Regions from separate parts of the Mus musculus genome. Here region 2 is linked to region 1. A link is a loop called in an ENCODE intact Hi-C map of the cell type or tissue named here. Cell type or tissue: gastrocnemius. All regions are shown on one strand. Links, peaks and the distances in the headings refer to the core of each region. The heading gives the core; the rest is flanking DNA. Region 1 holds the start of Gm31871 (a long non-coding RNA gene). Region 2 overlaps Gm3331 (a long non-coding RNA gene).

Region 1 (10,247 bases), core at 4,801-7,300:
ACCATGCTCAGGAAGTGACAGGAAATAAGGCTGATGGGAGGCAGGTCCAGATCAATGGTGAGGACTCAGTTTGCCTTGCTGAGCAATGGGACTGGACTGGAGAAGTTCCCAGCAGGTACAGGGGAGACAGTTTGCCTGAGGAAGGGGCCTTGGGGAGCTGTGTTGGGACACAGGGTAAGAGGGAGCTGTAGAGAGAACCATTCTGTGACCACACCTAGGAGGGAAGCCTACAGGTCAAAGGTACCCAGAGATAGTGGAGTGGAGTCCTCAAAGTCCTAACAAATACTAACCCCTCTCTCCCCCAATCTAAACCAGGTTCAGAGGCAGCCTCTCTTCCTGCTCCTTTCTGGGCGGCTATGAGGCTGATCTCTGCTCGCAGCTGCTCTTTAACCCAGAGGCAAAGGTGACTAATCCAAAGGAAAGGCCCCCAAAACCAAAGGGAATATTTATTTTAAGAAGTTTGACGTCTGAAGGAAGGGGTGGAGGAATGGGGGTGGAAGGGGGGGGGGGGAGAAAGGTCTGAATGGGAAGCCATGACATTCCCAGATCCTAGCCATTGTGTAAAGAGAAAAACTCCTCAAGATTGTGTTTGTCCAAGAAATCAGACAGTTTACGGTCCCTGAGTCAAAACACTCAGGGGTGGAAGCCGGAGTTTCCTGGGCTGAGTGCAGTTACTAAATAAAATGAAAGGAAGGCACAATTAGAGGCATGAATTGTTAGGCCAGTGAGTCTGGTTGCCAGGGCTGGAGCCCAGCAGATGCTATATGCAGAGCAGAGGCAAAGTGGTCTGCCAGGCCCACCCACACCCCACTGGGCCCCACTCACCATCCTGGCTCACTGTCGCAGTCACAGCGATAGCCCTCTGTGGCTCCACCTGACCTCAGACTGCCTGGACAGGAAAGGAATGTGTGAGCCCAGCCAGGCCTTATGGACACACCAGGCAAATTAATGCTGAATTCATGCCCACTCTGGAAATCAAAAAATTAATAATAATAATAATGATAATAATAATAATAATAACCGCTTCTCTTGCTAACTTGGGGAAGGGCTTTACTGTTGTCCTGTAAAGAACAGGCACAACAAAGAGCTTACCAGATCTCTCTATCCTGACTGGAAAGACTGAAGGGTGGAGGGGACTGTATCCCCGTGAGGAAAGAAGATACCCAAGTCCCCCAAAGTGAGGGGGAGAGATAAAAGGGGAAGAAGGACGAAGAGAGAGGGAGAAGGGGCTTGCCTGCAACATTCTTTAATAGCTTGGGCCTATTCTAGTCTCTCCACCCAGCTCCTACAGGCTTCAGGCTTCTTAGTAACCCCTCCCCCTCCCCACTCCGTGATGCATGCGTGGTAACTTAAGCAAAGACTCTGTGTCAGACAACCCTGGGCAAAACACTGATGGAGAAAGAGTATGTCCTGGCAATGTGACAGTCCCACCCACGTTCCCACTCACTGACCCTGCTGGATGCCTTTGGGTTCCTAGGCATCACCTGGGCAGAAGCAGCCCAGGACCTCAGTTCTCAGGCTCTTATTGGTTGACACCTTCTAGAGCTCCCTGAAGCCTCAAGCAGGGTTTAGCTCAGTACTTGTGGGTATGACAAACTCTGAGGGAGGTGTGACATGCAAGGCAGCAACACATCTCAGAAAGAATGAAAGAGGAAAACCCCAGCCCGAGCCTGCAAACTGTTTACAGTATCTGTTGATTTAAAAAATGCACAGGGGTGGGCTTTTAAGAAAAAGTTAAATGGCCAATGTGGTTTGTTTTGTATTATTATTATTAATTATTATTATTATTATTATTATTATTAAAATCCCTTTAGAGGCCATTTCTCAAGTGTTCCCTGTAAACAGAAAACAAAAAACAAAAAACAAATATGCCTTCTCTGGTGAAGTCTGATGGCAGTAGGAAGAAGACCCCTGGCTGCACTGAAGTCCTCAAAGTGCTTGTAGAATGTAGTAGATTCAAAGCTTGTGCAGGTAGACCAGGGACGGTTTGTGTTGTTTTTTAAGCCAGTGTCAGGAGCCATTTCACTGTGGGTGGTCTAGAAACCCATTTGCTTCAGGGCCAGAGCCTGCAGTAAGTAAAACTCCTCCACCTCCTCCTCCTCCTCCTCCTTCTCCTCCTTCTTTTCCCTCCTCCTCCTTCTCCTCCTCTTCCTCCTCCTCCTCCTCCTCCCTTCTCCTCCTTCTTTTCCCTCCTCCTCCTCCTCCTTCTTCTCCTCCTCCTTCTCCTCCTCCTCCTTCTCCTCCTTCTTTTCCCTCCTCCTCCTCCTCCTCCTCCTCCTCCTCCTCCTTCTCCTCCTCCTCCTCCTCCTTCTCCTCCTTCTTTTCCCTCCTCCTCTTCCTCCTCCTCCTCCTCCTCCTCCTTCTCCTCCTCCTCCTTCTCCTCTTCCTCCTCCTCCTCCTCCTCCTCTTTCTCCTCCTCCTCCTCCTCCTCCTCCTCCTCCTCCTCTTCCTCCTCCTCCTCCTCCTCCTCCTTCTCCTCCTCCTCCTTCTCCTCCTCCTCCTCCTCCTCCTCTTCCCCTCATCTTATTCCAAGTAAGGAGTTATTAAGTTATTCTCATTAAGACATTAGATGGCATCTCTGTGAATGGTGTCTCCTTCATATAGGGCAGGAAGACTTAGACCAGAGCAGAGAAGGTGAACAGATGAACAGTGACCACGAAGCTAGGAAGCTTAGGGCCAGGATGAGGGAGCCTCCTGGAGATTCCAAAGACCTTCAGGTGTGTTTCATCTTGCTTCTGCAAGATGGCCTGGTCATTCTGCCTGAAGCAAGGGTCTTTTTGATAAGGGTGAACTTTGAAGAGTGGGAGAAGGTGGGGGCACAGAACAGGGTCTCAGCTCTGCAAAGGAAAGAGACAAGAACTGACAGAGATAAGTGTATTTGACCTTCAGCCCTGGCCACTGCTCAGAAAGTTAACACTGGCAATTTAAGGAGCCCTGGACTTGAATTACAAAGGCCAGGGCCTTAGCACGACCACTCTGTTAGATGTGATAGATCTAGGGCATTTAAGCCACCTCTCGGGCTCTGTGCCCTGTTAAACAGAATTGTTCACAAGATTGTTAGGGAAGCTAAGTGGAGCGTGTTTAATTCGGAAATGGTCTGGTGGTACCCAGAAGTCATGGGATTAGACAATTCCCTCTTCTCTTGTTTTCTCTTCTTTTCTTTGTCTTCTTTTCTTTCTTTCCTCCACCTTTTCTAGTGAGTATAGCACCCCAGGCTTCCTGGACGCTAGGCAAGCTCTCTTCTACCACCAAACTGTACCCTCTCCCCTAGAGGAGTTCTCTTTGGAGCCGGGCCAGCCTCCTTCTTTCCAGTGACAGCAAGGACACTACCCACCATTGTGCACAGACAAAGGCCAATTGTGGGCCTCTGTGGATTCTTCAAGAAAAAATGTAAGACCAACCCAGGAGGCTCCCTGAGGAGGAGGCCAATGTAGAGCCAGCTCGAGGATCCCAAAGTGGATGTGGTAATGCCCCAGGTGGATAAAGGCTGGCATTTTGAGACAGTTGGCTTCTCCTGGTGACAGCTACCTAGGGAAGACACTCAATTTAGAAACTCAGCTTTGGTGAATAAGCAAAGGAAAAATAATTCTAATTACTTCCCAGGGTTGCTGTGTTCCCTGGCAGGCTGCATTCCTGCTAGCATTAAAAGGAGTTAAACATTTGTTTTATCCTGTCATGGAGAGACAAGCTCTAAGACACCTTCCCTGACAAGGTTAAAGCTGCCGCCTGCCCTTGACGCTGTCTTCAGAGTTGCTGTGTGTCTTGTTGCTGCTTTTTGTGTTTTGTTTTGTTTTAAGACCGTTTTGTATCTTTCTCTATCAAGTACGCTGAGCAAAACAAAGGAAAAACCACAGGTTGCAATAACCTTGACTTCTGAAAAGTCCTCTGGTTCCTGCAGTAGAGCGAGTTTGTTTTTTGAGATCTGTTTTGTCACAAAGATAAAAGTCTCAGCAGTTAGCGTTTCAGCCCTTTGAGTTTGTCTTTCTCATCCTGTGAAATTTCAAATTGTACTGTGGAGTGTAGTAGCCTGGAACTTGAAGAACATGGCTCAATGGCGCCCTCTTAAGGCCAAGAAGGAGAGGTACAGGAAAAGAGGATACGGTGTCTAGAGCATGCCTGGCCAGCCAGGGTAAGTTCCCACGTAGGCAGGATCCGCTGCTCCCTGTGTAACAAAACCGAGCAGCTGCATTAGTCATCCAGTCCAGACACACCGTGCAGATGTGGGTGCTCCCGCCACACAGTTGAGAAGGGGTTGGGCTTAGGCATTAAACAGGCCTTGGATTCAAGTCCCGCACAGGGTTGTTACTTAGCCTCTTTGACTCAGTTTCTCTCTTTACATGATATAAAATATTATGAGCATTAAGATAGGAGCATCCTTTGCTCTCTTTTGGAAATTGGTTCTAGGACCACCACCCAGGCCTCTCAAAGAGTAAAGTCCATACCCGGTTCCAAATGCTTTAAACAACGTAACCGCTGTGTAGATAGCTGTTACACAGTAGTGTTTAGAGAACTATAACAACACACCCAGTTACTACAGATAAAGTATCCCAGGCCAGGCTGAAGAGTGTACAGAGCCATGTCTGGGGGGGTGGGGGGCTGTCTATTCTCTCTCTCTCTCTCTCTCTCTCTCTCTCTCTCTCTCTCTCTCTTTCTCTCTCTCTCTCCCTCTCTCTCTCTCCTTGCCATTTATTTGCTCTCAACATGCACCGAACTATTTCATTCTCACAGACCCTGTGATCTATGGTGTATTATTATCTACTTTATAACAACAAGAAACCAGGCCCATGGTGAGTTGATAGTTACCCCATCTCATAGTTGGCACAGGCAGGCTTGAGTCCGGGTGGTATGGCCTGGAGACCCAACAACCCTGCGCATAGGACTCCTGCTCACTGGCAGACTGCCCTTCTGCTGGGAGAGCAAAGAAGAAACAGTGTGGCTGGCCTGGCATAAAATAATTAATAGGAACTTGAGTTAGACTCTGGTTCTTGATAGGTCATTTCCAGAAGAGGCAGGTCCTTGGGTCCATCTGTGCTGTCTCGTGCAATAGGGCTTCTTTCATTGATAAAGGTAAACAATATTTTGTTGTAAGTATCTACCACATTTGATTGCTCTATTTAGCTGTCAAAAATAGTTAGGCTATTTTTCACCCCTTAGCCACTGTCAACGATGCTGTAAGAACCATGAAAATGCAGTGCTAGTTCTCTACAAGATGCTGACGTCAGCTCCTCTGGGAAAAGGCCCTGGAGCAGATTCTTCCCTGGGTCTCCGTTAGTTTTAGGTTGCCATGGCAGCGGCATCTTTCTGCATCCCCATCAACAGTGCAAAGGTTCCAATTGCCCATACCCTCAACAATGTTTATTCTTGTTTTGATAATGCTGTCTGACAGGTGTATGATATTTTCTCATCGTGAGGGAAGAATACAGGAATGAAATGTCATATTGACAATGTAAAAAACCAGTAAATGATATTTGGACAGTCTGCATGCTGTCCAAATCTGACTTTAAAAATATATATATCAATATACCCTAACTACAAATTCTTAGTATTTTTTTATTATTCAAAATTCCTTATTGGTATTTACCCTCAGAAGTTGGAGGGGGCAATCAGTTCCGAAAGCACTTCCTACCTAGATATGCTATTCGTGTTTCTTTAAAAAGTGAGCCCCTCTGGGCATGGTGCATTTTTATGAAAAGGCTAGGTAAGTTTGGGGTAGGAGGACAGAGCTGAAAAGTCTGTCGTCTTTGTGGATAGGGGAAGCCACATTTAAAGGGCATTTTTTCTTCAGAAAGAGACCTCTTAGAACAGAAGTTCAAGCAAGAACATTCTTTCAGCTAAAGGCCTCTCTCCTCCTACTGACTGGCTCCATCCCTTGACAAAGACACGAACTCTGCTTTGTAGCGACCCCTGCTGGCCATATGCACGTGGTACAATGTAGCCAACTACCCGTTCCTCCTGAGATGCTGATAAAAAACAGAGGCCAGCATATAGGCAGCCCCTCCTAGTCTCTTCTGCCTTCTGAGTTCTGGACTATCGTGAGTTAAGAGAAACCTTCCTGGTCGCCCAGCCTTTTGCCTAGGAGCTGCTAAGGACAGAGATGGGCAGACACGAACCCTTCCCCCTAGACGTTTAGAGATGACTACAGAAGAGAGGGTATCATGCATGCTAGAGCGTGGCATTGCAGCGAAGAGGGGGCCCCCATATATAAGCACTAGAACGTTGGCAGAAGAGGCGCTGTGTGAGCTTCTCTGGAGCACTGAAGCAGAGAGTGTGCCGAGGTCTAAGGAGGACGCATGCTGGGGGGGGGGGGGACACACACACGACAGGGCTCCCGCTGAGGTGGGAACAGTGGTATGGGAAGGTTTCCTCTGCGCTTCTAAGGCTCCTCCTCCTGATGATGTTTAAAGCAGAGCTCTCCTCTTCCGAGAATAAGGAACATGAGTGAGGTGGGCTTTCAGAACCCTCACTAAGGAAGAGGTTGGCTACGCCCCTCCCAGAGACCCTTGGCTTCTCTGTTAAGACACCATTTGTCACTTCTTTGCTCAAGACTGTTGGGTGCAGTAATGACCACAAGGGCAGTCTAGGGAGGCAGGTAAGTTCTTTTCATCTAAAGCTGGTGGGAAAAAAAATCTCTATCCTCATCCCATGGGATTTTGGGTTCTATTAGAATCCAGTTCAGAGATGACTTACAACAAAGCAAAAAAACCAAAAAAACAAAAACAAAAACAAAAAACAACCCAAAAAAACAAAAAAAATTACAAAAAAAACAAAAAAACAAAACAAACAAACAAAAACAAGTGAATTAATTGGATGTTAACAATAGTGTTCCTCGGTTCTCCTTGAAATCATTTAAAATGTTTAAGGGCAGCTAATGTTCATCAGTCATATTGGGTGCACCTTGTGATGGACAACTGAGCCATAAGAAGTGACAAGTGTCAGAGGAGAGTCTTGGACTTCTTTCTAGCATCTTTGTTACTTTCAAATGTCCATAACAATGTCCCCAAATGGAATCATCAAGCTATGCCCCAGCTCAAATAAGGTTCAGCCATTACACACGGGTAAATCCTTAACTGTGTAGGGAGTCAGGGGACTGCTCTTGACTCTGTGGGGCTGGGCTCAGCCTCTTGTTACCTGAACAGACAGTGTGAACACAGAGGAAAGTAAACAGCCCTTTGCACGTTAAGGACCAATATGGATATAGTAATGGATTCCTCCAAACCTCAGCAGCTGAGTCGATTTACAGCTGGGAAATTAGACAAAGCTCACAACTCCCCGAGCTGGCTGCTTGCCCCTTAAACACTACCTGACTGTCACCAGCCCAGGAAGAAATCAAGTGGCCTCCTGGCCTCAAAATCTCCCAGGGTGTTCAAGGGCTCCAGGCAAGGAAACGTGACCTTCCCTAGACCCCCAGCCCCCAGATCTCCAAAATGTTCATCTGGTAGAGCAAAGACAAAGCTTCTGAGAGCCTTTTTTTCTGGGAAAAAGTGGGGGTCTCTGTGATCCTGGGGGGCCCAGCCTCAAAGAAACTTGCTGGAAAGACTTGGGGCTCTACTGTCAGAAGCTAAATGGGAACGAAGCAAGAAAAGATGGAGACAATTGAAAGATAACCCTGAGAGTCTCACTTTTCCGAAAATGGGAATGAGTAACGTCGTAAGTCCTTGGACTGACGGGGCAGAAGGAAGCTGGAAGCAAGTGGGGGAAGTTTAATCAACACAGAAAAGGGCATGGAAGAAGGTCTAACTGAGAAGAAGCGGGAAAGGGAGCTGAGGAGAAGAGTCGGGTGCCAGCCGAGCTAGGAAACCAAGCATTTCAGTAATAACACAACAGCTTTAGAAAATCAGTTGTGAAAAAAAAGTCAATAGAGTTGAAAACTCCGTTTATCATTACTCTGCTTCCTAAAGTGTGGGACCAAAGGCAGCAATTAGCATTGCAGAGCTGGGCTTCAGGGTTCAAGTCATTGGTCATGTGCAAAAATCCATGATGTGCGCGTGCGCACAAGTTGGGTGAGGCGTGTAGAACAGTGTACTGCTCTATTGAGAAAGATGAACACACAGAATCAAGGATTGACAATGCCATTCAGACAACTGCCCGTTGAATGGAGCATGGGAGCGGGAGGTGGGGCTGAGAACAGGTTGGTAATCCAAAAGAATCAGAGACGCCAGAGACTCACAACCATCTGTGAGATGCACGATCAGCTGAACTGAGCTACTCGGCTGGGAAAATACAAGAAGCCAGCAAGAGGCCTGTAGGGCACTGGCTGCTGAGAGGGAGTTCTCAGTGAGTGTCCAGGCTGTTTCTGTCTGGAGGGGCACTACAGCAGGAGGCCAAGCCTCAGTGCAGGGCTAACAGGACGAGGCAAGTATTGCAGATCAAGCTCAGCCAGGCTTACTTACACAACCGTGGAGGAAAGAGAGTTCAAGACAAGCCCAGGTTCTCAGCTGAAGAGGAAATGCAGCTCGTGGTAGTGGAGGGGTTGTGCCTCGTCATCTTGAGTTTGAGTGTGGAGGCAGAATTCTTTGTTCCCTGGGGGGTTGACATCAGTCTTTTCTCCTGAGACAGGGCCTCCCTCACATTAGATGATCCCTTCCACCTACCTGTCAAGAGAGGAAATGAGCTGCTGAGTGCCATGCTTATCCCATCTAAAACTATTTGTTCCACACTGTCTAGATTGGAGACTGACCAGACAGCTATGTGGCACATTACAGCCCAGCCAACCTGATACAGAAAACTAACCATCCTAAGTGTCCTTCAAAGAGGCAGAGACCGAAGAAAGGCTTGAAGAAGAGTCCATATTAGCCTTCTGTCACTGCGACAAATTTCTAACACAATCAGTTTCAAGGACACAATTCATGTTGTCTCATAGTTGGAAGATGTCAGGGCATAGCCAGTGGTCTACTGCACTGTGACCCTGTGAGTCAGTAAAGGGCATTGAAGTTGGAACAAGCAGAGAGAGAGAAGGAGAGAGAGAGAGAGAGAGAGAGAGAGAGAGAGAGAGAGAGAGAGAGAGAGAGAGAGAGAGGTGAGGGTCTGAAGATCTCCTTCATAAGCATTCCCCAATGACTGAACTTCCTTCCACTTGACCCCACACCCAAAATTTCTGCAACCATCCAGGAACACAAAGAAAGAGCATTCAGACCTTTAACAAATGGGATGTCCAAGATCTAAACTCCAGCAGATTCCAAGACAATTATAGCAAGAGTTGCCTGGAGGAGATGAGAAACAGGAGAGAGGCAGAAAGTTAGAGGTGAGTTGGGGTGATGGCTCAGTTAAAACACACTTGCCACCAAGTGTGATCCCAAATCTGGTGCCAAGTCTAGTCCCAAGGATCCACCCAAAGAGAAGAACAAATCCCACTCATTGTCCCCTGCCTTTCACACACATGCCATAGAACACACTGTGCCTTGTCAGCACTATAAAAATCAAGAAGTTTGGGGCTGGAGAGCAGGTAGGAGCACTGGCTGCTCTTCCAGAGGTCCTGAGTTCGGTCCCTAGTACCCACATGCAGCTCACAACTGTAACTCCCAGTTCCAGGGGATCTGACCCCCTCACATCAGTGCATATAAAATAAAAGTTAAATAAATTATTTTAATAAACCTTTTTTGGTTTTTCGAGACAGGGTTTCTCTGCAGACCAGGCTGGCCTCGAACTCAGAAATCCGCCTGCCTCTGCCTCCCGAGTGCTGGGATCAAAGGCGTGTGCCACCACGCCTGGCTTAATAAACCATTTTTAAAATAACAAAGTTGGAAGCAAAAGAGGGCACAGAGGGTGAGGATAGAGGTCACAGCAATGACCAAGTGTCTTGGTGTAAGCCTCATGGCTCAGTGTAGCTGATGTATAATGCACACATTTTGGAATAAGTTACTTTAATGCCCAACTGGCCTAGGATTCAATACAGACTATTGGAATTCTTAAGGAAAAAAAAAAAGGCTGTCATGGGTACCTCGTGCTGTGGGCTTAATCCCAGGGCTCTGTCAGCAGCCTTTGTCACTTTGTTAGGAAGAGTGGTGAGGAACCAGGCCCTGAGTTCAGCAAATGAGGTTGCCGAGGCTTGAAGCTCATGGGACGACTTGCCATCTGTGGTGTGCAAGGATAAGGAGGACTTAACTCTATATCACACACAAGGTCAGGTCAGCCATACCCGCTGCCCTGAGTAACAGCTCCGCTGGGTCTGTAGTGTAAGAATACGGCAGACATGCTGAGAATCTTGAAATACAAAAGCTAACCCCGGAGATCTGTTATTAGCCACAGGG
Region 2 (10,247 bases), core at 4,013-6,512, 250 kb before region 1:
TTTTCAGTATATGTTACAGAATTGGATGGCTGAATTTGAACAGATCCTTCGGGAATTGAGACTTCAGGTCAACTCCACGCGCTTGGACCTGTCGCTGACCAAAGGATTACCCAATTGGATCTCCTCAGCATTTTCTTTCTTTAAAAAATGGGTGGGATTAATATTATTTGGAGATACACTTTGCTGTGGATTAGTGTTGCTTCTTTGATTGGTCTGTAAGCTTAAGGCCTAAACTAGGAGAGACAAGGTGGTTATTGCCCAGGCGCTTGCAGGACTAGAACATGGAGCTCCCCCTGATATATGGTTATCTATGCTTAGGCAATAGGTCGCTGGCCACTCAGCTCTTATATCCCACGAGGCTAGTCTCATTGCACGGGATAGAGTGAGTGTGCTTCAGCAGCCCGAGAGAGTTGCAAGGCTAAGCACTGCAATGGAAAGGCTCTGCGGCATATATGAGCCTATTCTAGGGAGACATGTCATCTTTCATGAAGGTTCAGTGTCCTAGTTCCCTTCCCCCAGGCAAAACGACACGGGAGCAGGTCAGGGTTGCTCTGGGTAAAAGCCTGTGAGCCTAAGAGCTAATCCTGTACATGGCTCCTTTACCTACACACTGGGGATTTGACCTCTATCTCCACTCTCATTAATATGGGTGGCCTATTTGCTCTTATTAAAAGGATAGGGGGAGATGTTGGGAGCCGCGCCCACATTCGCCGTTACAAGATGGCGCTGACAGCTGTGTTCTAAGTGGTAAACAAATAATCTGCGCATGTGCCAAGGGTATCTTATGACTACTTGTGCTCTGCCTTCCCCGTGACGTCAACTCGGCCGATGGGCTGCAGCCAATCAAGGAGTGACACGTCCGAGGCGAAGGAGAATTCTCCTTAAAAAGGGACGGGGTTTCGTTTTCTCTCTCTCTTGCTTTTCTCTCTCTCTTGCTTCTTGCTCTCTTGCTTCTTGCACTCTGTTCCTGAAGATGTAAGAATAAAGCTTTGCCGCAGAAGATTCTGGTCTGTGGTGTTCTTCCTGGCCGGTCGTGAGAACGCGTCTAATAACAAAGAACTGAGTCCATCAGACAGATTTTGACTTTCCCATGACCTGGACATCATATCAATATTCTGCCACACCTGAAAGAGCAGAAGCACCAAAGGTAAAAGACCAGAAACTTACCCAAAAAGGCATTTGCTACACAAACAAACACAAAACATTCTAGACTGGAAACCTGAGGCTCTATTGTTTGACAACTTTACATACACACATGGCACACTGCGTCTCACTAAACAGATAGTAACTCATGCAGAAAAGTTAGAAACAATATCTTTCTGTGCCTCAAAGCACTGCGTAAATGTGCTGCCCATAGGTGCCGTGCACACACAGAATGGATATTGAGAGACATACCTGTCACTTGTGTGAAAAACAAACCAGGAAACCAGCTCCCTGCCACATAAAGCAGAGCCCCTTAGAGAAGGATCCAGGACTCAGACTTGCTTGTCAGTCAGCAAATAGGTCTGTATTTCTTTGGTCCCTCCCAATTCTCATTTTAGAATGTGAATTCCTGTTCCATCCGTGCTCCACAGCTCCCCCTCCACTCAGTCCACTCATTACCTAATCACAGTTTCTCAAAGGACATAGAGCTAAATGCTTCTAGTTTTCTCCCTCCATGTATTTCAGAATGTCAGATTTGTGTAATGATCAAATTTAAGAACACCAGAGACCTTAGAGTCTTTACTTTATAGAGAGAAAACTGAGGTGTATAGGGTTTAACTAATCCAAGCTCATTGCTTCGAAGGAGGGGGCTAGATTGAAACCCAGATACTCTCTTTACATCAAGATAGAATTTCACTATGAAATCCCAGGCTAGCCTCAAGTGCATCATCCGACTGCATCAGCCTCGACGAGGCTAAGCTAACACAAGGCTAGGCACAACCATATCCACTTTGTACATCTAAAGGCTTCCCTGCTACCCAACCTACCTCTTCACCTCCTTGCTTCTCACTCTGTGGACCCACTAGTTCAACAGCAATGATTCTTCTACTGCAGGCTTGAACCATTCTCTCCATAGCATGGTACTTCTGCTTCAGGGTACTCAGACTTACTCTGAGAAGTAAGTCTTGACGTAGTTCTTGAAAGTAGCTCAACCATGGTATGGTGGTTTGGATATGCTTGGCCCAGATAGTGGCACTATTAGGAGGTATGGCCTTGTTGGAGAAAGTGTGGCACTGTTGGGGTGGGCAATGTGACCCGTCCCTAGCTACATGAGAGCCAGTCTTTTTCTAGCAGCCTTCAGATGAAGCTGTAGAACTTTCAGCTCCTTCTGCACCATGGCCGCCTGGATGTTGCCATGCTCGTGCCATGATGATAATGGACTGAAGCTCTGAACCTGTAAGTCAGACCCAATTAAATGTCCTTAGAAGAGTTGCCTTAGTCATGGTGTCTGTTCCCAGCAGTAAAACCCTAACTAAGATAACTGATCATGTGCTGGGCAATGGTGGCGCACGCCTTTAATCCCAGCACTTGGGAGGCAGAGGCAGGCAGATTTCTGAGTTCAAGGCCAGCCTGGTCTACAGAGTGAGTTCCAGGACAGCCAAGGGTACACAGAGAAACCCTGTCTCAAAAAACAAAACAAGAGAGAGAGTGAGAGAGAGAGAGACCTGGTCATGGCATCATGGTACTCTGAGTTTTGTTTCTTTGTTTAATCTCAACCTTACTTCTAGTTTAGGACAAAGTTCAATTTTACAGGGAAATGCAGTGTTTGATGCTCTTACACTCCTTATGCCTCATGCACAAGTGTCTGCATTCCGTTCTATCCTCATCCTTCCTTTTTTAAAGGTTCTTTTTTATGTGTATGAGTATTTGCTTGGATATGCGTATGTGTACCATGTGTGCATCTTGTGCCTGAAGAGACCAGAAGAGGGGGTCAGATTCCTTGGAATTGAAGTTACAGACTGTCATGAGCAGGCATGGGTATTATGAGAGGTTATTTCCTTACCTCTTTGTTAGTTGCTTTTGAACAAAGACATGGTCCAGAAGAGCAGGGTCCAGGAACACACAGTGAACCATATATATATCCATACACATACATAATTATATGCATCTTTCCCATATGCATAATGGGCATATATCATAATAATGCACGTGCCTAGTACATAATGAACAATAAAGTTCATGCTATAAACAAATACAGCTCATGAGATAATAGATATAGTCTGGTGTTGATAACGTAATAGACCTCACACGGAGGGACGAATTCTCCACAGACTTTCACAAATACTAGAGGAATCACAATAATACTGAGACAGGTCTGCCCTGTCTGCCACACTGACTGACTGCCACACCGACTGCCCTGCTGGCCCAGCTGCACTTGTGAACATCAGGCAGGCACACAGCTCCTTTCCCACTGCCCCTCCCTCTCATTTTATAGCCTTGTTTGGATTTGAGTTCTGGTGTGAATATTGGAACTGTTTAGCTTCACTGGGAACCAGAGACCTATCTCAGTGACCCTTACTGCTTACCTGCAGCAATACCCTGCCCTTCTTATCTACAGTTCCGTGGTTTTGATCTCTGTGATACTGGCAATATTTTCCCATAGGCTCCGGAATGATAAAAACAGCTTAAACAGTGAAAAGTGATCCGAGTTCAGCCCTGACAGGCCCTGCCGGCTACAGCAGACAAGATGAGCATCCACAAACTGGATACTTTCCCTGTTTAAAGCCCCAGCCTTCCTGCTTGTCTTGCCTGTCTTATGAGTCACAAGCAAACCCCACTCCTTCCCCATTCACATTTCCCACTCACCCCTCCCTCTTAAAATTTGAGTCATCTGTGAGACTAGATGCTGAGGACAGAAAGGCAGGCATACACTAACACAATCCTTCCATTGTTGCTGGCCAGACCGAACGCCATCTCCTCTAAACAGCCTCCTCAAGTCTGTGCAACTGCCACCCCTCACTTCTGGTCTTCCGTGGCAGTGTTCCTATGTTTCACACTTTAGCTTGTAATCATCTCTTTCATGTGTGCTAGGGTCTCGTATGCATTACTTCTAAAATGAAAGTCTGCATCCTTCACTCCTGAAATTCTTCCTTAATGACCCCTAATAGGATCACAGGAAAGTCCCTGACCTATCTACTCAGTACTTCTTTGTCGTGAATTTTATTGTTGTTTTCCGATACTGACTTCTGGCTGGCCCAGGGTCCACTATGCAGACCAAGAGATCTGCTTCCTGTGTCTAAAGGTGAGCACCACTATGCATTCACAACATTTTTTTTTCCTGTTGTTGCTGCTGTTGTTTAATAGGAGTTCCTTGGGATGAAGGTTGCTTTGCTCTCAAAAAGAGGCTTTTCAGGAAAGAAGAGGAAGAAAATTGCATTCTATCTCTTTTTGCTATAAACAATCCAAACTGTCCCATCAACTCTGACCCAAATAGTTGGGTTTGGAGAGCAGAGTTGACCATGGGGAGAATCTGCAGCTGACAGTGTGAATGCCAGGAAGCTTCTCCCATCTCTGCCAATGTGAAGAGCTAATGGATCTAGCAGGTTAAGTTCTTTTGCTACATGTGTGCACTAACATTCCAAGACCCAGAGGTCAGGATAAGCACACGTGAGTGGTCAATTGTCACTTGAGAATGACAAGAGCAAGCCAGGCTGGTGGAAGCTCGGCAGGGGCAGGAGCAAGCTTCAGAGTGAGGCCCGGAATGGGGGTGGGAAAAAAGAAAGGAGGTCTCTCTGCCCTGACCCGGAGTGGGAACAAGGTGAAAGGGGAGAACCCTGGGCCAAGGCAGTGACCCAGAAGACCCGAGCAGAAGTAAAAACAGATGCGAAACAGAAGCTGTCAATATCCGGGGGGAACAAGGGGGTCTGCCCCGAAGGAGATGACCCTGAGTACGATGCACTGTTGTTGATGTGTCTTGACTGGGACTGGCACTCCACAATTAAATCTGGACAGCCACAGGCGTGGAGAGCTGCCCAGAGCACACAAAACACTTTGTCCCTCTAAGTGAACAGGGAAAGGAGCGTACCCTGTCGAGCCTGGAGGAGTGACCCTTCCCATAACTCATCCACTTGACACACAGATACCAGGCTCATTACCCATGCCAGGTTCCAGAGACTTGAGTTACATAAGACACACTCTTTGTCCTCAGGTTGCATACTAATCAGTCACTCCCGTGCTAATCTAAGAACTGGCAGTCACAGGCTCCCTTATGCAGATGGTGGTAGATGGTGGCTCTGCTAAGGGAACCAAAGAAGCCTGACCCCAGCCAGCCCCAGATGATCGCATCATTTCAATAGCGAAATCTCAGGCCACAGACTAAGTTTTGCCTCTGGGCAGTAGAAAGGCTCTGAAGGGCCAGCAGCCCTTTGTTTTCTGATCCTCTTCCTTACACCAACCCACACAGCCATTCCTGGGCTGGCCCACCCTGAACTCAGTGTTCCTATTTTTTGTCTTAAGCCAGATGTGACTGTTAATTCTCAGGGCCCCCGGGAGACACCCAAAGTCCCATGCCAAAGTCAGCAGGGTTGTCCCTGGCTGGGATTTAGTGGGGTCTAAATGTGGAGCTTTAGTGTTTAAAATATGTATTTCCAAAGCACTGGCTCCTAATTACTATGTTATGACCGCCATTATAAAGAAGAGGAAATTGGGATTAAGGAAGATTAAGTAATTTACTCCAAAGTCCCTAAACAATCAGGTAACAACGTTTATCATATGAAGGTTAGCTCTCACTCCTCCACCTGGAGGCACACTTCCTTCTCCTGAGGGCCCCTTTGTTCGCCATAGTGAACCTCTACAGATCACAGCTGAGAGACCCATGTGAAATCACCTCTGTGGAACCTTTGTGAACCTTTGGTAGAATATACTGGCCGAAGCCTCTTAGAACACACTGTATTGTCTTTTCTGCATGACTATCTATTTCCCCACTGCAAGTTTTCTGTAGATTTTTGCCTGTTTTTTTTTTTTTTTTCCTACCTTAGCATCTAGTCCCAAGGCATATACACTACAAATGCCTAATAAACATTTCTGGAATTCAGATCTCTTTTTCTCCAAATCTCAGGTACTTTCCACTCCAGCAGACTTCCTTCCTGTTCTCTATAACTTCCCAAAGTTGAGCTAGATCAAGTAGAAAACCTTATCTATGAGGCGTATGTTGAAATTACTACCCCTCTGGGTGGTATACTCTATTTTCTTGCACCTCCATATGGAGAAAGTTTAATTTATAAATTAGGCATACTAAGAATAATAACTAATAATAAAATAGGACAATAACAGCAATCGGCGGTGATAGAAATTTTTTTTTAAAATATATGAACTCATTGTTTACTTCCTGAAGTTTTCACCCAATAGTTTTGGACCTTGCTTGGTTATAAGTAACTAAAACATTCAAAAGTCAAGTGTGTGCAGAAGAAAGGACTCCTGAATTGATTCTTTCTGACTTCACTCATCAGCCCAAAGTTACAAATGTATCTTCTCTCCAGGGTCTCCATTAACACATGGGGGCCTTGGGTAAAAATTTAACGTCACACAACTATATATCAACTAATATATGTCCTGTGTTATCTGCCTTCATGACAAGCTCTAAGGTCCAAAATGACACAAAATTCTCAGCCTGCAAAGTAAAGACCCTGGTCACGCTTGAAGCCTAAGAGCTGTATAAGATTTACATCCCCCACCCCCACCCACAAGGCACACACCCTAGAAAGAAGCCCGGGGAAGCCCTAGAAATGCACCGTTGGTCATTTGGCCAAGGAAATCCGGGACCACAAGTACCCAAGGGCGACTTAGAAAATGTGACTGGCCTGAGTTCCTGGAAGTTCCCGGAAGTTAATCAGACCTGGTTCTGGAAAACAACACCCTGTTGCCAACGCTGGGGTGGCGCTCACTTCCCCTTCCTTTAAGTTCATAGTCAAACAAAATCCAGCTTGATTTGGAAATGACCACCAGAGCATGGCTTCAATTCTTCCTTCACTTGTGATGAGGCTGAAGTCTTTCAACTGCCCAGTTCCTGTCACCAAAGAGGAGCAGCCAGCGCACCATCCAGTCTGCTTGTCCCGAGGCCTAAGTGAGGAGAAGGCTGGCTCGATTTGTATTCTTTCACTGCCCTTGTTCCTGAGATAGTTGATGTGAGGAGGGTGATAATTTCAGGTGCCTGGTTTTCCACTGTTTTCCCTGATAAAAGAAACGGGGGGGGGGGGGAGGTCAGTGGAGAGAAAAAAAAACATATGTTTTTATCTTTGCCAGAGAGTTTCCATTTGATTTGGCGATGGGGACAAGAGGCAAAGAAAACACTATGAGCAAGCAGTTGTGCAGGGCTCTGGGTGCCCTTTGGTGCTGCCTCCAAGGTAAAAAAAAAAAATTAATTAATTAATCAATTAATTGATTAATTTAAAAAACCTGACTCCCTTCCTGACAAATTATATAAAGATCAAGAGAGCTCTTCTTGACATTGACTAAAAACAAGACCAGCAGTGATAGGAGACAGCGGACATGGGGCTGGGTGTAGGCTCTGCTTCACTCTGGCTGGACTCAATCTCTTGTCTAGAGCAAACAAACCAGGTCATGGGAGAGATACATCTAAAATGAATAGGATTGAAAACCATGAGCTGTGTGCTCCCAGAAAGCACTAGTCTGCTGGACTTTCTCTCTAAAGCTCAAACACCCCAAGCTCCCAGTTGTGATTTCATTGTTCCGTTGGATTCACTGGTTTTTAAGGTATTTTGAGACTAACTCTTAAGGTCTTACCTCTGTGAGTGGCTTTGGGTCCAATAGTGACTCCAGAGATCTCAGAGGTCGTTTCCCTCCCCTCACACAGAGCAGCAACTAAAGGATATTTGTAGGGTGTTATCTACAGCATCGGTCACATCAGAACATTCTAAGTCAGCACATGAATATGAGAAGATTAAAACAGAAACATGAATGATTTCACAAAATGATGGCATTGCTGTTTGGTTGTTTCTTGCTTTCCTGTTGTGGGTCCTTTGGTTCAGCATCATGCTGGCACACAATGAGTGTTGTTCCCACTGCCACAGCTCTCTCTGACAGAAAGAGAACCTTGGCATCCACACTGTAACAGCCAAGGTTCATCATGTCTTCCTTTCATAACCGTTTGTGTCCTCATCAATCCCACTGACGTGCAAAGCATTAATCACAGGTACTCCTGTTTCTCAGAACATGGGGTTCTTTGACTTCTAGTAGTGGACCTGATTATAAGGAAAACTGGCCAGCGTCAGTCTTCCCTTTCTGCAGAAGTTCTTGCTTGTTGGTCCTGATGCAAACAGAATCTGGAGAAGATGGGGACAGGAAGAATTGACTGACAAGTAATGGTAGATTGGTCCCAAGACCAGGCCAGTTTGAAGCTTGGTGGCATATGTCTTAAAGAAATTAACTTCAAAATTTAAAATGTTAATTTCTTTTACTGAGTCCTACATTATCTTGTCTCTTGTGTCTATGGTATGTCACAGAGAGGAGGGATTGTTCATAGTAAGGAAACAGATTTCAGTTTAGTCTGGAAATATGAATTTTATTTCTCCATTAGATAATAAAATTATAGCCAGGAGAAATAACTTGACCCAGAAACAGACAGGCAGCAACATTTGAGCTGTATTAAGAAGGAAAATAACTAGCTTTCTATGAAATCCAAACTTTGGTTTTGGCCAAGCCATAGCCTATAAGAAAATATAGATTTTTTTCCCTACGTGACCCAAAATAATTAATAAATTAACAATCATGTTTTCTACCTCTAGTCCTTGTTTTTATCTTCCTCCCAAAATGTCTTATTATATGTACATGTGCAAGTGCAGTCTCTCTCTCTCTCTCTCTCTCTCTCTCTCTCTCTCTCTCTCTCTCTCTCTCCTTGATAGTATTTACTAGCCTTGTGTATAATGTTCTTTGGCTGTATTAAGAGGTAAGTTTCCCAAGGATAGATGTCAGCACGCATCTCTGATCCAACTGTAAACTGCAGTGTCAGGCAGCTTCAGGCACAAGTATACACTTAATAAATATTTGGTCTGTGGGGGGAATGAGATCAATGGGTGGGATGTGGCATTGTATATGTAAAGCTTTCGCTTGGGCATCTTAGAATTGTACTCACAACTTTATCCCCAAATATACAGAAAACGTGGGAGGATGGGATGACTCTTTGTCTAAGTTCAAAGGCATATGAAGAAAAATAAGATATACTGAGTTTCTACTGAATACTTCTATTTTATCTATATACAGTTCATTTTATTTACCTTCTCAGGTAAATAAAAAAAAAGATACTGAAATATATTTATTTTACCTGAAGTAAATACATATCATATACTCTTCAAGAAAACCTAGGCTCAGAAAGGTGTGTTTACATCAAGAGACACACAGCTGCCATGTGTGCAAGGTTTCAGCACCTTCGATGGCTCAGACTCTGACCTTTCCTCTAATATGTCCTGGGAATCTGAGTCCCCTTTCATTTTACTAAAATGAAATTCCAAAAGTTCTCTGTTAAAATGAAAGGTTTTCCCTCCATTCATAAGGAGAGAGAGCAAGAGAGAGTGAGAGAGAGAGAGAGAAGAGAAGAGAAAACTTCCTCTGACCAATGGAAAAATAATCCAAAGCTCTGCTTCCTGGCAAAGGGCCTAATAGTGTGGGCCAGGCTGTGAAATAGAAGGAGACAGATTCTCATGGAAAGCAACCTCTCCACCCACTCATATTTGTGTTTCTCTGAGGTTAACCCAGGGCCCCGCCACTGCCTCCTGCACATCACTTTGGTGACTGTTCCCACCGTCAGCACACAGATAGTGGAGGGTGGAGGCATTGGAATCTTATCTCCCCTATTAAAAGATAAAGCCCCCAACTCAACCCTTATCAATATAAGCTTCATGCACACCAGTCAGGGCTTACAAGGGAAGCAGACAGCATGTTTCTGATCATGGTTCAAGTGGGATCCAGGCAGCATTTGCCTAGCCAGCATGGCCTTGAGAGAGGTAATTAAAACCAGAGCTGTCTGCTTTGTTTTGATATTAGCCAGACCTTCTTTTGAGGAAATATATGGTAATAAACTGGATGAAATGGTGGGGTAAAAAAAAATGAAATTAACATCCTCTTTCAAAGTGAACCAAATGCTTTGTGGAACTCCTTGTTTCTCTTCTTCATAGATGGTTTACAACCAATGTGTGATCCCAGTCCATTGTTGCTAGTCTCTGGTTCATTAATTCATTCATTCATTCACTCACTCATTCATCAAGCAGTTTTAGAATGCCTGCCAAAAAAACATCCTGCATTAAGCACTG

The links. Peaks named below come from ENCODE experiments on the same cell type or tissue, not always from the same donor. Only the 100,000 strongest peaks of a DNase experiment are listed, where the experiment ranks them.
Region 2: it touches region 1 in a loop (2.2-fold over the local background); 4 of 42 quality-filtered maps call a loop at or near these places.

The regions. Positions count from the first base shown.
Region 1 is chr9:32,585,767-32,596,013 of GRCm38, reverse strand. Gm31871 (a long non-coding RNA gene) reads right to left here and starts at 1,518. Exons shown (of 4, transcript XR_379224.3): 1 at 1,452-1,518; 2 at 826-968. In gastrocnemius, for the core only: a CTCF peak has its summit at 5,913 (motif pointing left); a DNase peak (open chromatin) is centred at 5,909.
Region 2 is chr9:32,830,119-32,840,365 of GRCm38, reverse strand. Gm3331 (a long non-coding RNA gene) reads right to left here. Exons shown (of 3, transcript XR_379227.1): 3 at 6,792-7,152. Among named protein-coding and RNA genes, the nearest start is that of Gm3331, 52 kb to the right of the region's middle. In gastrocnemius, for the core only: no CTCF peak of the experiment used is centred there; no DNase peak of the experiment used is centred there; H3K27ac peaks cover 2,301 bases.